Regions from separate parts of the Homo sapiens genome. Here all the other regions are linked to region 3. A link is a loop called in an ENCODE intact Hi-C map of the cell type or tissue named here. Cell type or tissue: PC-9. All regions are shown on one strand. Region 1 holds the start of LOC124904192 (a long non-coding RNA gene). Region 2 overlaps FGGY (FGGY carbohydrate kinase domain containing). Region 3 overlaps FGGY (FGGY carbohydrate kinase domain containing). Region 4 overlaps FGGY (FGGY carbohydrate kinase domain containing).

Region 1 (4,000 bases), 73 kb after region 3:
TTACCTGGGAGCTTTTAAAAATAAGAATCCTAGGGTTCCACTTTATAACATTGACCAGAAGTCAAGAATGGGGCCCAGGAATTGCTATTTTCAGAAGCTCCCTAGGTGACTCTAATGCAGGGCTCTTCATACCTTGGTGTGCGTCAAAATCACCTGGTGAGGGAGGATGGCTGGGCTCCACACCACAGTTTCTGCTTCAGTAGGTCTAGGGTGGGGACTGAGAATGCACACTTCTAACAAGTTCCCAAATGCTGTTCATGCTGCCATCCTAGCACTTGAGCATTTTTCCCAATATGTGTATGATCCCCCTCCCCCACCAACTGGGTGACGTAGATAGAACTTTAAGTGTCATTAAGTTATGTCATGTTTTGAATCTTTCTCTGCTCGATTTCCACGTCAACATGAGTGAGGGCTTCAGGGATTTTACTCCATCATTTTGGCTAAATGCCAACTTGGCAAATTCCACTCCTCCCCCGGAGGGACTGCAAATGCCAGTGTCCTCCTTCATTCAGGAGTGAGGTCATTGTCTGTGTGGTTAAAAGTGGACACTTTCTGCTGCTTCTGCTTTTGCACTGTAGTAGAAGTTTCAAGGAGCTCTATTTTACAGTTCCAAATTACCATCCCTCCCCTCTTTAATGCTTCCAAGATGGATAGTCTCTCACCATAGGTTAATGTTTAGATTTTGATCTCTATTTCTCAGCCCCCCAAATCTGGATGATCCTCTGGTGCCAGAGCTGTTGCATGTATCACCCCTGGACACTTTCTTCTCTGCTTGAACCAGAGAATAATTATATATAGTAGTTCCCCCTTGTCCATGGAAAATACCTTCCAAGACCCCCAGTGGATGCCTAAAAACATGGGTAGTACTGAACCCTATGTATACTATGTTTGTTTTTTTTTTTTTTTTGATCTGGTAACTGAGAGGATTACTAAGCGGACGACAGGGAGGTAGTGCCTACAGCATGGATTTGCTGGACAAAGGGATGATTCACATCCCAGGTGGGACCAAGCTAGATAACGTGAGAATTCATCACACTATTCAGAATGGTGTGCAATTTAAAACTTATGAATTGTTTATTTCTGGAATTTTCCATTTAATATTTTTGTACTAGAGTTGACCATGAGAAATTGAAACCATGGAAAGCGAAACTGCAGATAAGGGGAGACTGCTGTGCTAGAGTGCTATAGAGGATTTCATTTGGAAAAAAAAAGTTTTGGTCCTGGAAAAAAAGTTTAAGAACATAGTCGTATTCCATTTCTTCATATGTTTGAGATATTTCTGGCTTTGGTGAAACATAGGCTAGGAAAAGAACCTAACATCTTATTAGTGTAACTGAACAACAGTAACAGCAGACTTAGCCTTTCTTCCTTATGTGCAACATTACCTGTGACCTGACTCTTGAAACATAGCTGCTATTAAAGTACAAGTGAGTCATGCATAGCAGCTTCTCCTTGCCCAGTTAATTTCTCTGTAAAATCTTTACTCTCTTTTATTCATGTATATATATGTATGTGTGTGTGTGTAAATATATACATATATATGTTTGTATTTCCCTTTAAGGATTTCAAACACAAAGACCCTAGTCATTTGATTGTCTCTGTACTGTCGAATTTTGCCTACAACCCTGACTGTAGAGACACATTGTTACCTGTTTTCCATATTCTGTCTAGTAAATGCTTGGTTGTCAGGACAACGGCATAGAAGGTGGAAGCTCATTGATAACCACGTGAATTCTTTAAACAAATATGATCAGAGCAAATTCCAGGGTATGCTTGAAAGTAGATTTAAGGAAGAGCAAAGGTTTCAGACATATCCTTCCTTTTATAAACTTGATATTCATCTTTAAGGATCAGCAACAGTTGGAGTTACTCATAATTTTATTTAAAATCCTGAATAAAGATATCACCTTAGTTTTATGGTACGTTTGTCATTCCAGCTTGTTAGGCATGAGTGTGTTGTTACTGACAGAGCCCCTGGAGGACAGGCAGACACTGTGGTTCTCCATGGTCTCTCAGTACCAGGCACAGAGCAAGCACCCAATACATATTATAGGAATAAATGATCTCAAATCTTCACAGTGCCTCTTATAGATGGCTTTTATGATATATATCTGCAGAGAAACTGAATTCAGGGATTTTAAGTGCCTTTTTTGCAAGGCCCTTAAAGTTTGGGAAAGTAGGTGCATGGAATTAGAACTCAGATTATCCTGACTTCTAAGATCACACTCTTCATTGTAGCACACTGCCTTCTTGCCAAAAAAAAAAAAAAAAAAAAAAAGGAAGAAACATGTAAAAAGACAGACCATTTCTAAGATGAAATGTGTGCTTTTCAAAACAATAGCAGAAAACCTTCTTCAAAGGTAAAATAGTTGGAAATAGAAGAAGAAATAATATGTAATTTAGCGTTCGTTGAGGATAAGCAATTAATCCTGCCCTCCAGGGGTGAATTTATGTCTAGCCTATTTGCACATGAAAGTACAAGTTGGGCTTCATTTCTATGCAAGTAAGACATCTGGTTGGGAAGTGAAAAATTTTGTCAGTTACCTGAATCATGTTTGGTCTACATGATAGAAAAGCCCCTGATGTCTTCAGATCACCAGAAGACATTTGGCATTGTATAGTTAACACCAGATCCACTGACTGAGTGGTTCACCTGAGAGTTGCTGCTTGACATCCTGTAGATTCACCCATTGTTAGGAGGCTGTTACCATTTTGTAAGTCAGCAGTTTGCAAACAGTAGTCCAGACGAGAAACCAACGCTGGCCCTTGACAAAGTGTTCACTGGTGTGTGATGCAATAAATACATGAGGTCATAAAAGGAAGTGTATTTACCTTAAAAAAGAACATCCTTTATTTTGAGATCCTCTGCTTCCTATGTTTTTAGTGATACAATTTTGTGTCAAATAAATCCTCATTGTAAGATTTGGTTTTAATTAGTAAATGAGACAGGATAAAAAATTGAGAAACCTATATAAATCCCTAGTTTTCTTTATGTGATCTTTGTATTTGATTGTGAAAAAAAAAAGCAAAATTGTAGAAACCACTGCTTTAAACCTTGTAATATTTTTAGCACAATGACACCTAAAGTATTTTCATGTATTTCCCAAGTTTTCCTTTTCCTAGAAGTGGGGTAACTCTCCATGGTAGAACTGTTTGCATGGGTCTTGAAAGCATTGGACATCTTAACAGTCAAGTATTTTGCTGACAAAATAATGAATTTTCCTTTTGAAACAAGCGTTTTGTTCTTAAAATAACTCTAAAGAGAACACCTTCTGCACTTTTAAAGCATTTCCCTCTGAAGGCATGCCGTGGAGACATGACCATAGGGAGAAACTTTTTGTGCTAGAAAACTGAATTCCACCACTGTGAATTTTTTAACAGCTTTCACAGGTTCTGCAGTTTGCTCTCATGACCCCAAAAGCATATATCTCCACATGCTGTAACATCAAGGATCTCTCCTCAAGCTTTGTAAGCTCGGCCAGAATGAGCTGAGTACCCTCTGTGTGTCAGGCGATGTCCAATACACTGGGAATAGGGAGTCATAATAACCATAATTTTATCTGACTTTTGTCTAGCATTTGTCATGTGGCAGACAACATGCTAAAACACTTATTTGCATTATCTTGCTTGATTCTTATAACCACTCTGGGAGAAAAATAACATTATTATAGCCTTTTTACAGGTGAGGAAACCGTTGCAGGGAAGTTAAATCACTTGCCCAAGGTCACAAGCCCTGTGAGTGATAAAGCCACCACCATCCAAGCCTGTCCACCCCCTAACCTGAACTCCCAAGTGCTATGCTAAACCACCTGCCTCTTATGGATATATTATCTACAAAAAGAGCTCTGCCCTCAAGGCGATTATAATCTAAATTAGAAGAGGGAAGCACAAGGGAAAAAGCCATTATGTAGAGCAGAATGATGTAATTCCAAAAAACATGCTGTTGGATTGTAGAGGAAAGAGTGATTAATTATGATCTACCCAGGGAAGGCTTTTTGCA
Region 2 (4,000 bases), 57 kb after region 3:
CCTGATGTTTAGAACCTCCTGTGGGCTCGGGCTTGCCAGACACAAACCTAAAATGAAGCCTGTAGCCTTCATGGTAGCAAACTGTAACCTCAAGCACAATTATATGAATCATGGACAAATGTTTTCACTTTCAAGCAAGTTTTTGCCGCAGCAAAAATGACCACTTATCTAAGAGGCTGCATATTTATATATATATAAACAGTTTTTGGACATAAGAATCTTGACTATTATTTCCCACAGAGAATTACAGATTTATATATGTGTGTCTATGTGTATATATATGTGTGTGTGTGTGTGTGTGTCTGTGTGTGTATATATACATATGTGTGTGTGTGTGTCTGTGTGTATATATATATATATATAAACACCATATTCTGTGTCTTTTATATATAGTATCACTTGATTATTATAATTACCATGAAGTGCCATTGTTCTTCTCATTTTATAGGTGAGGAAACTGAAGCTCAGAGAGGTGAAATAACATCACAAAGCTAAGAGGTTGTAAATTTGGCACTTTTAAAATTATCTAGTTATTACAAAAGTTGATCTTCAGATCAACAAACTTAACTGACATTTCCTTTTTGGGCCCCATTTTCTACTCTGTGAACTGAGGAGGATTGAATTCAGTGATTCTCAAACCAGAGCATACGTCAGAACCACCTGGGGGGATTCTTAAAACACTGATTCCTGGGCCTGCTTAGAGTTTCTAAATCAGAAATTCTCTGGAGCGATTAAGAACTGGTGTTTCCAATAAGTTCCCAAGTGGTGGTTCCCAGCCACACTTTGAGATCCATTGGAGTAGATGATCTCTCAGTGTCTTCCAGCTGTTACATCCTGGAGGGTCAGCAACCTGCCATACTTCATTGGTGTGTGACCAAAAATACTGCTTCTTCATGGAGTGACTTTCCTACTACTTTTGCCAAGTTTGTTGGTTAGCCAGGAAAATTCTCAACATGAATGGAGGAAAATGCTGATGAAAATCACTCCTTCCTGTATTTATTAACTCATTTGCCAGACTAATATTTACTGAGTATACCCTTTGCAGATATTGTGCTACATACTGGAGATAGCACATGTGAAGATACTCAGCCCCTGCCTGCGAGATGCCTATCAACTATGGAGAAAACAGATGATTAATTTATTGTTATTACTAAAAGGGAAGTGCTGAGACCTATGAGAATAAAATACTTCTCTAGGATTTGTGATTATGACTTCAAACTTTTCCTAAACAGGACTATTTTCTACTGTGGTCTTAAGTCATAAATTGTCTATTCTCTGTATCTAGTTCGATTCTGTTCTTAGCTTTTTGAGGTATTTCTTTATTGGGACAGGTCAGTAAGTGGCATTTTCATTTATTTTTTACCAACCTAAGCATTTCCTTCCTGCCCTAGATGAAAACTTAGCTTTGTTCAAAATTTGCATTTTCATTTTTAGCCTATGGTGACAGTTTAAATCAACAGCAAAAGCAGAAACCCTTGTCTAAAGCAATTTCCTCACTGTTATTCCAACTTCAGTGAAATGAGAAGTCCTGGGGAGATGAATTCAGACTGTCTTCTCTACTCCCACCCCTTCTCCTAACAGTTTGGCTTCTTGAAAAAAAATAAAAGATGAAGGAAGCAGGGGTCTTGAAGGGAAGATGTCTACTGTAAAAAAAATAGGGAAAGGAAATAGTGTACTGATAATGGTTATCATTTGTTGAGTGTGCATTATATGCCAGGGACTGTCGCCAAACATTGTACATGAATTAGCAGGTAAACTTCCCCAGTAACCAATGAGGTACAGGTACCATTATTATCTTCCTTTTACAGATATGGAAATTGAAGCTCACAGAGGGTAGATAACTGTCCCAAAGTCTCATGGTTATTTGATGGAGGAACAGGAATTCAAAAGCAGGCCTGACTCCAAAATCTCATGCTTTTTACCAGTAAATTAGATCTCCAGTCATTTCAATCCCTGCATTTTTCATAGGGATGGTGCTGACTCATTTGGCTTCCTGGTTTTCTGACTCATCTCACTGAACAGGGCCAGATCCGATATGTCTTCTGCATTCTCCCTTATATCATCTTTCTCCCTGCTCCCTTTTCTATTATGGTCCACCTACTCTATCATCTTCTTTCCATGGGCCTTAAAGGAATACCTTCTTGTGGACTGTCTCTGTGATGCAGTAGAAATCTGGTAAGCTTGCCAGGGTGTAAAAAGTGCATTTGTTTAGGACTGTAATGTTTATTTGAAAGGGACTTTCAATCACAGACATGACTTTTTTATGAGCCTCATTATATATCCTTGTGATTGGAAAAATGCATCAGTAAATAATGCCTCCATGAAGAGTCACTCTCACTTGCATTATTTTAAAAGATTTGGTAATAAAAAGTACTCAGATTATTGATAATCCATAATTAATATGAAGTAAATAATGTGTGTTTTCAAATAAAATTCACCATGATAAGTGATGAGAGTATGGGCTTTTATATTTCTTTGTAAGTCAGAGACTTATAAAAGATAGGTTATCCATCACTAAGGAATATGTAGACACATTAATTTTAGCATTCAGTTTTTTTTCTCTCTTTTCTAAAAAACATGATTCTATTCTTCAAAAGAAAGAGTGGTTTTATTATTTTTCCAGCTCTTTAAAATGGTTCAAAAATCTTGGCCTGCAGACATCTTTTTAAAAAATCAATTTTTCAATAATTTAGAGTGAATCACACCCATAGGGGGGATGTGCTTTCAAAATAATTAAAGTAGAGGAGGCAGGATTATAGATCTTGAGAAAATGTGCTTGGAAAATGTCCTTTGATTTGTTGTGAACCCCAAAGCTTTGAATAAAATAGGATAGGACTGGAATCAACTTCTGAACTTTCTCACTAGCTAGTGGCATGTTACCAGTAGTCCAGAGAATGCTGAATGCCCATCTAATCTACACTGTCATCCCTTTTATTAACAAAACTTAGGCTTTTAGGGTACATCAGGGTCTTTCATTATAGACTACATTTCCCAGCTCCCTTTGCAGCTACACATGTTCATCTAAGTTTTGGCCAATGAGGTATAAGCAGATGTGTCCTGTGGGATTCCTGAGACGTCTCCTTTAAGGAGATCAGGCAGTGGCCATCCTCTTTCCCTCCCCTGGGTCAGGTAGATTGGCTGGTCAGGTAGGTTAGCAGTGACTTTGGATAAGGGGGACAGACGCCATACTCCAGGGATGGCAGAACAGTGAGCTTTTGTGGAACTTCCATACCAGCCTTGGATTCACTACCTCTGGACTTTGTTTGTATGAGTAGGAAATTTGTTTATTTGTTTTTGCTGTTGTTTTTGCTTTATTAGAAAATCACTGTTTTGTAGATTTGTAGCTACACTTAATCATAACTAATAAAAATGGTGACTCATAAGGTTTGGGAAAACAACAGTTAAATTAAGGTAGTAAGTTTAGCTATCATTATTGAGCACCTACTATTTACTAGGAACTGTTCTAAGATCTTTATTTGTAATAGCTCACATAACTCATTCAACAGTCTTTCTAAGAGACTTACCCCCATTTTACAGATGGTCAGTCACAGAGAGGTTAAATAACTTGCCCAAGATCATACAGCCAAGCCAGGAGTTAAAATCTTCAGTCTATCTCTTAAACTTTCTGTAAATCACTGTGATGAAGTGACTTGACAACATTCTAAAAACAAGTAAAACTGGACCTAAACTCCAACTTTTCCCTATGTAGGATACCTGTCTCCTAGACTTGTTGCTAATTATGTTAGTTGGCCTCTGGCACATCACTTAGAGCCCCTGTGCCTCAGACTTAACACTAATAAGAGGCATGGGACAATACCTCACCATTGTTTAGTATCCATTCTGAGCCTGGCACTGTGCCAGACACACAGATGTGTGAATGACAGCGCACCCAGAGGGAGACCATGCGTTGGTCAAGGAGACAAGGCCTGAACACTTAAGAAGAGCCAAGGAACAGCAAGGGAAATGCAGAACCACAATGTCACTACATCCAGGAGGGTTC
Region 3 (4,000 bases):
TACATTAGGCTCTCAATAAATGGTAAGTAAAAGCTGATATATAGGTATAGTGTGTCTGAAATACCTGGGAAACATGGATTATTTGGATGACGTAGTAACATTTGATTAAATTTGCATGATTATTATATTGGCACATAACAATTAGAATTATAATAGATTCCAGTATTTTTATGGCCTTTTAAGTGTGTTTTGGGGATTTCTATCACATTTCTTTACTTTTTTAACATTGGAAAATTGGAAATGGATATTTGCCCCCAAATTGTCTGATATATAGATCTCGCCCTTCCCATTACACTTGTGAAGGGAAGGCTTTTCTGGCAGGAGGAGCATAATGCGTAGAGGAGGGAAAGGGAAATGAGCTTTCCATTTTGGGAGAAAAATTAGAGCTACTCTTCCAGTGACAAACCGCATTGCCTGGCTTTCCTTCTGCAGGCTCTGCCTCATGCCTGTGTTCCTATAGACATTGGAGTTAAAGCTCTCATTCATGGTCATGATTCTCGCCTCTGTCTAATTCTTTTACTTTGTCGTGTACCATCTCTCCTTTTCCCACTGTTTTTTCCAGCCACCTCTGTTTCTTTTGGTTTCCTTGAGCATGTCAAGTTCTTTTCTGGCCTATGTTCTTTGAATTTACTGTTCCCTTTGACAGACATTCTTTTCCTCTGGCTCTTTTCATTTTTCAGAAAATCAGCTGACTCCTTACCCTGTGGTGGTATTGGAGCCAAATAATGGAATTGATTTTTCAGTGTTTATTCCACATAATTCCAAGGAATATGATTTTAAGAGTGTTCACAATTCATATTTTTTTTTAATTTTTGAAATTGAATAAGTTTCAAATACGAAAATTTAGGAACATGATACAAAACTTTTCTCTGTGCACCACTGGAGTACTGCTTTTGAAATCAATTCTCTCTGTCCTGGATTACCCTTAGAGCTCCTGTCTCCTGCATGGAGGAGGGTGGAGGGCATTTAACATGTCCATCTCTCACCCCATTCTACCTGAGCTTCCAGCACCACCACCTCTGGGCAGTTCCGCTTTTAGTCAGCAGCTCCCAGTTCCCATAATTTTGACTTCTGTCCTTGCTAGTCCAGAAGAAATGGCTCTTCTGGGATTGAATTCCTCCCTTTCCCCAGCAGAAATGGATTGGGGCAGAGGAATTGCGGAGCTCCATGGCATAGAGGGTCCTGGAAGGCTTGTCATTAGGGTATCCAGGGTGGGAAGGGGAGTGAAGGGAGGGGAAGGAGGAAGGAATTGAGTTGGGAAGAGTCAAGGAGGATGAATGAAGTTGCTGACTGATGTCTGGAATAACATTATTTCACCCTCAAAAATACCAGTAATTCAGGACTGAAAAATAAATTTCACAATATGTTTTAATTTCAAAAAGTGATAGTGTATTTGACATTCTTATCCAGCCTGGTCTCACCTCAGGAGTTCCCCCATTGGAGAGGCCATCCCTGAATTTCTAACTCACAGGCCTCCCCTACGTTAATATATTTATGTCCTCCTGGCCCTTGTTTACTTTTTACTTGTTTACTTTTGCTTTTGTTTACTTGTTTACTTTTGCTCCATGAAGTCAGGGACCTGCCTGCTTGCTCCGCAATCCCTAGAACTGTGTCTAGAACCTTAGTTGGTTGCAGTAAATATTTGTTGAATGGATGGATGAGATGGTTGTAGCAATCTAAGTTGCTTTGGATGAGATTAACACTGAAAAAAAAAAAAAAACTGGTTGCCTGCAATTCTGTCAGCCAGTCCAGGCAATGCTAATACAGCTTTGATTATTATGATCATGATTATTATTTTGTTTTGAAACCTTTTTCAGAGGCCAAGCATGCTGGGGACTTGAGGGACATAAAAATCTTTCAACTGATTATGCCACCTGCAAACAGGATAAGCCTGACTTTCTACCTCACCCACCTCTTGCTATCACAGATATGAATCAACGAACACACAAAAAAGGTTTTCAATTCTCCCTTTGGAAAGAGGGCACATTTAATATTCTGAGTCAGGCAAGGAAAGACTCTAGCCACAAAGACAGCTGGGAACTCAGGTCCATAGCAGGCACCCAGGACGGAGGTGAAGAGAAGGCGCCTCCCTGTCTGGTGACAGCAGCTGGGGCCCTTGCTGCCTCCCTCCCCACAAAAATCCAGTTGGGACCAGTGCATGCTGGGAATCTGCCTGCCTGACAGAAACAGATGGCCTCAGGTGGTGACTGATCTCTTGGTGACACTAACTGCATAGCTGCTGCTTTACTCATGACCGAATGAGACACGAGATGGCGGAGGTAAGAGTTGGTTACCTTGCCGTCTCCTCCTCAGCTGAAATGACTCACATTGCTGTAGCTTAAATTTCAGTCCAGGCTCTCTGGACTCGGGGAATTTCTTTTTGCTCATGCTCCTGAGAACCAGAGTTCTCCAGGAACATCTGTAGTCTCTGTCTTCAATCAAAGCATTTGAGAGATGCTTTATTTTTCCCCTTTCCTCTGTACCTGTCACAGAAGGGGGCCTGTCTGAATAAGATGGCACATAATCTGCTGAGTGCAGCAACCCCTCTGTGCAGCCTTGAGGAAGAAGACAAGGCAGTCAAAGTACCTTCCATCATTTCCTGGAAAATGTGTCGGTAGCTTGGAGAGGCAGAGTGGGAGATGGAAGTAACACTGCATGAGGAGTTAGGTGGTCTATGTTCAGGGGCCAGGGTTGTCACTTACTAGATAGGGGACCTTTAGCCAGTCACTTAACTCCAATGGCCTTCTGCTTCATATCATCTCTTATGTAGGGTGGTGGGACTGGATTAAGGACAGCAGATAGATTAGCTGTCAGTCTTACTGATTGGAAGTTGCTGTCCAGAGTACAGTATGGGGGATGGCTGGGAAGCCCATCTCAGCTAAGTGAGAAAGAGCAGTCAACTATTGGTATTTGCCAAGTGTGTGACAGTGGCACATCTGCCTGCTATTATGAGACTTGATGGTCATTTCTGCCTCTGTGGTTTTATGATTCCAAGTGTCCTGCAAGTGATTCTAGAGGGATCATGAAACATTTTCTGGTCTTAATAATTACTCAGGGATCTATTAACAATGGTGAGGAACATACTCACAACCAGACTTTCATTGAGAGTTTACCATATGTATATTATATCACTTAACCCTCATCCTTACGGATAGGGAGGCTCAGGCTCATAGTGATTAAATGACTTGCCAAGGTCACTCAGCTAATAGGTGATGGAGCTGGAATTCAAACTCTGGTCTGTCTGCCTCCAGAACCGAAGCGCTGAACTGCCACCCTATACTACTTCCCAGTTGGAGAATACCTCAGTACAGTAATTAGATGCCAGTGTGTATGGCTTTGCCTATCAGTACACAGAAATCAGAAAGGTGATTGAGAGATTCATTAATGCCTCCTTGCCCAGTTCTTTTGAGCATATCTTATTTGAGAAAGGTGCACGTGACCTTGGGTCAGTTTGTCTAACTCTGTCAGTCTCAGTTATCTTATTTGAGAAATGGGGCTATAGCTTTTAAGTTAATAATCCAGATAAAACATCCTATAGTGCCCCAGATGTCAGTAGCACTCAGTACATGTTCATATTATGTTGCCCCAAGGTCACGTGGCTGGGAATTGAGCTGAGGACTGCCCACCTCCGAAGTCTATGATGGCACCTTTTGGTTTTGGTACAAGTGAGTCCTGAGTGGACCACATGGCAGCATTAGAGGTGCTTTTGAATACGAAAGGTGGCGTGAGGATCCCTCTCACTTATGTCTGTTCTGTTGTCCAGAACTTAGTGAAAATCCTGGTCCTTACCCGCTAGAGTGAAAAAGGAAGGAAACCTTACCATTCTTTCTGTGTACCTTTCTCTGGCTGGGGCTTTCTCTGGTCTAGGTGTGCTCAGCAAATATGACAAGTAGCAGGCCACTCATTTTGACCACGCCCATGTGGCAGACAGCTTTCTTCACTTTCACGCAAATGAAGTACAAGACAATCACATGTATGGCTGCACTGAATGTAAAAGATT
Region 4 (4,000 bases), 52 kb before region 3:
CATGGATAGGAAGAATCAATATCGTGAAAATGGCCATACTGCCCAAGGTAATTTATAGATTCAGTGCCATCCCCATCAAGCTACCAATGACTTTCTTCACAGAATTGGAAAAAACTACTTTAAAGTTCATATGGAACCAAAAAAGAGCCCGCATCCCCAAGTCAATCCTAAGCCAAAAGAACAAAGCTGGAGGCATCACGCTACCTGACTTCAAACTATACTACAAGTCTACAGTAACCAAAACAGCATGGTACTGGTACCAAAACAGAGATATAGATCAATGGAACAGAACAGAGCCCTCAGAAATAACGCCGCATATCTACAACTATCTGATCTTTGACAAACCTGAGAAAAACAAGCAATGGGGAAAGGATTCCCTATTTAATAAATGGTGCTGGGAAAACTGGCTAGCCAGGAGAAAGCTGAAACTGGATCCCTTCCTTACACCCTATACAAAAATTAATTCAAGATGGATTAAAGACTTAAACGTTAGACCTAAAACCATAAAAACCCTAGAAGAAACCCAGGCAATACCATTCAGGACATAGGCATGGGCAAGGACTTCATGTCTAAAACACCAAAAGCAATGGCAACAAAAGCCAGAATTGACAAATGGGATCTCATTAAACTAAAGAGCTTCTGCACAGCAAAAGAAACTACCATCAGAGTGAACAGGCAACCCACAAAATGGCAGAAAATTTTCACAACCTACTCATCTGACAAAGGGCTAATATCCAGAATCTACAATGAACTCAAACAAATTTACAAGAAAAAAACAAGCAACCCCATCAAAAAGTGGGTGCAGGACATGAACAGACACTTCTCAAAAGAAGACATTTATGCAGCCAGAAACCACATGAAAAAATGCTCACCATCACTGGCCATCAGAGAAATGCAAATCAAAACCACAATGAGATATCATCTCACACCAGTTAGAATGGTGATCTTTAAAAAGTCAGGAAACAACAGGTGCTGGAGAGGATGTGGAGAAATAGGAACACTTTTACACTGTTGTTGGGACTGTAAACTAGTTGAACCATTGTGGAAGTCAGTGTGGCGATTCCTCAGGGATCTAGAACTAGAAATACCATTTGACCCAGCCATCCCATTACTGGGTATATACCCAAAGGACTATAAATCATGCTGCTATAAAGACACATGCACACGTATGTTTATTGCGGCACTGTTCACAATAGGAAAGACTTGGAACCAACCCAAATGTCCAACAATGATAGACTGGATTAAGAAAATGTGGCACATATACACCATGGAATACTATGCAGCCATAAAAATGTTGAGTTCACATCATGTCCTTTGTAGGGGCATGGATGAAATTGGAAATCATCATTCTCAGTAAACTATCGCAAGAACAAAAAACCAAACACCGCATATTCTCACTCATAGGTGGGAATTGAACAATGGGAACACATGGTCACAGGAAGGGGAACATCACACTCTGGGGACTGTTGTGGGGTGGGGGGAGGGGGGAGGGGGGAGGGATAGCATTGTGAGATATACCTAATGCTAGATGACGAGTTAGTGGGTGCAGCGCACCAGCATGTCACATGTATACACAGGTAACTAACCTGCACATTGTGCACATGTACCCTAAAACTTAAAGTATAATAATAATAAAAAAAAATCCACCTAGTTTTCATCAAAAAAAAAAAAAATGGCAGGGTGTGGTGGCATGCACCTGTGTTCCCAGCTACTCGGGAGGCTGAGGCAGGAGAATCTCTTGAACCCGGGGTGCAGAGGTTGCAGTGAGCTGAGATCGCACCACTACACTCCAGCCTGGCGATAGAGTGAGACTCCATCTCAAAAAAGAAAAAAAAAAAAAAAAAAGAAACAAACAAAAAAAAACTGCATGGGATCCTCACAGATGCCTGCTGGCATCTCAAGGTAAGGGATCAGGCTTCTGGAGACATTTCCTCTCATTCAGTCCTTATTCCTCTTTGCTGGCCTATCTCCAGACTTTTCTTTTGTAGAGAAAGCAGGGAATATTGCTATCTTCCCTTCTGAGACCATGTGCATACTTAAGAGTACCTCAGACTTCCCACAACATGTTATTTCTAGTTGCTCATCCCACAAATATTTGTTGAATTACTAGACAAACTGCTCAGCTTCATCTTCCAGTTCCTGTTATGTGAGGAGTACTTCAGAGGTTATAGAGGGCTTCCACATGTGTTATCTCCTTAGAGAGGAGAGGTTGGACTGGGATCTCCAGCTTTGATTGGTGACGGTTAGTGTGGTCTCAAAAAGAAAGAACGCAGGGACTCCTTGCTCCTCCTATTCCCAGTGTCTCTTTTTGGCAAAAGGCTTGAGTTCTTTGTGACATTCTACTTGGGTTCTGTTGTCCCACAGTGGCTGGCTGTGTGGCTACAGGCTAAAAGCTGTCGTTATATAATGTCTTTAATGACCACACACAAGATCTAAAGTAGTTTTTTTTTTTTTTTTTTTTTGCCTGAATTTAAGAAGATTGTTGTGCTTTGGCTTGAAGCACTGGTTGTTGCTGCGGTGGTTTGGCGGTTCATATCTGGTCACTGGCCTTTGATTTCTGGAACCTTTAGAAAGAGGCTGCCTTTTCTCCTCTCCCTGACCACTGATTGCTGAAACCACAAGACATATGGAAATAGATTTCAGGGACTAGCCAAAAGCCATTCTGGTAGTTTGATTCACATCGTCTCAAAGGCTACCATTTTCTGACTGTGGCTTGTTAGATCCTATACAGAGATACTACTAGTTCTTAGCTGTGTTAGGAATATTTAGTATCTTTAAGTTTTGCTTGATTTAACATTAACATCTTAGAATGGGCGTTCAAAGAGAAGTTTAGGGCAGGTCCCTTTCTAGACACAAGCTTTCACCTAGATGTTTAGGAAGTTAAAACAACAACAGTAACAGAGAATCAGCTTGATACTTTGCCTTTTAGATCTGAACTCTTTTGATATTGTTTTGATAGGGCCAGCACTTGGGATAGTACCGTTTATCTGCTGTAAATAGATGTTGGTGTTTATATAGTAGTGTTAGGGAAGCACTATGTAGGAGGAACTCACAGAATTCTGATAAAGGCCAGTTGTATATAAAATAGATATAATAATACCCAGGACTTTTGTGTTGCTCTAAGGAGATAACACATGTGGAAGCCCTTTATAAACTGAAGCACCCCTCACATAAGAGGAATTGGAAGGTGAAGCTGAGCAGTTTGTCTAGTAATTCAACAAATATTTATTGAGTTCCTACTGTGTGTTACCCTGCGGCAGGTACTGAAATATGCCTCTTTTGGAACTTCTGCATTGTTGCCTTTAGGTTCCCAGAGATACTCCTATGCTTATAATTCCTTTTATAGCTTTTTGGAGAGGGAGTAATAGAAACCAGGACATGGAAAGTTATCTGGATGGTAGGAAACCTTTCTTGCTAGTTCCTCTGTCTTCTTTACTATTCTGTTTTTGAAATTCTACCTCTTCAGGTGTTTGACAGAAAATGGCCACTTCATGCTTTTCAAGTTTATCTCACCTCCAGTTCCATTCATAGGCAGAAGTGAAATGGTTCCATTTGGGTCCTGATTCTAAGTTCTTGGGAGAAGAAATCTGGTTGGTACAACTAGGTCACATGCCTAAACCTGGTCCAACCAAGTGCTTGTAGTAAGGGGATGAGAGTTAAGTAGTTTCTGCTTGGCAGCTGAGGGTCCTCTCAGTTGGGGTGGAGAAGAGGAGACAATCATCCAATGTCATGGTGAACATGACTGACAAGATCCTTGACCTCACAGAGCTTATAGTCAGTCTGTCAGGAAAGAAAGACTTTTGTATTAGTCTGGTCTTACACTGCTAATAAAAACATACCCGAGACTGGGTAATTTATAAAGGAAAGAGATTTAATTGACTCACAGTTCAGCATGGCTGGGGAGGCCTCAGGAAACTTACAATCATGGTGGAAGGAGAAGCAAACACATCCTTCTGTATTTGGTGGCAGGAGAGAGAAGTGCAGAGTGAAAGCAGGGGAA

What was found. A loop is a pair of places that touch in the nucleus more often than their neighbours do. Peaks named below come from ENCODE experiments on the same cell type or tissue, not always from the same donor. Only the 100,000 strongest peaks of a DNase experiment are listed, where the experiment ranks them.
Region 1: a loop joins it to region 3, with 8 times the contacts of the local background. A loop is called at or near these places in 3 of 110 quality-filtered maps.
Region 2: a loop joins it to region 3, with 2.9 times the contacts of the local background. A loop is called at or near these places in 4 of 110 quality-filtered maps.
Region 4: it touches region 3 in a loop (5-fold over the local background); 4 of 110 quality-filtered maps call a loop at or near these places.

Annotation. Positions count from the first base shown.
Region 1 is chr1:59,498,409-59,502,408 of GRCh38, forward strand. All of the region lies in intron 6 of FGGY (FGGY carbohydrate kinase domain containing), which reads left to right. It overlaps LOC124904192 (a long non-coding RNA gene), which reads right to left and starts at 2,624. Exons shown (of 3, transcript XR_007066139.1): 1 at 2,545-2,624. In PC-9, no CTCF peak of the experiment used is centred here; DNase peaks (open chromatin) are centred at 1,003, 1,423 and 1,743; H3K4me3 peaks cover 1,169 bases; H3K27ac peaks cover 3,075 bases.
Region 2 is chr1:59,482,290-59,486,289 of GRCh38, forward strand. All of the region lies in intron 6 of FGGY (FGGY carbohydrate kinase domain containing), which reads left to right. Among named protein-coding and RNA genes, the nearest start is that of FGGY, 190 kb to the left of the region's middle. In PC-9, no CTCF peak of the experiment used is centred here; a DNase peak (open chromatin) is centred at 1,972; H3K27ac peaks cover 1,096 bases.
Region 3 is chr1:59,425,154-59,429,153 of GRCh38, forward strand. All of the region lies in intron 5 of FGGY (FGGY carbohydrate kinase domain containing), which reads left to right. Among named protein-coding and RNA genes, the nearest start is that of FGGY, 130 kb to the left of the region's middle. In PC-9, no CTCF peak of the experiment used is centred here; a DNase peak (open chromatin) is centred at 2,228; H3K4me3 peaks cover 1,287 bases; H3K27ac peaks cover 2,339 bases.
Region 4 is chr1:59,373,439-59,377,438 of GRCh38, forward strand. All of the region lies in intron 4 of FGGY (FGGY carbohydrate kinase domain containing), which reads left to right. Among named protein-coding and RNA genes, the nearest start is that of FGGY, 78 kb to the left of the region's middle. In PC-9, no CTCF peak of the experiment used is centred here; a DNase peak (open chromatin) is centred at 2,043.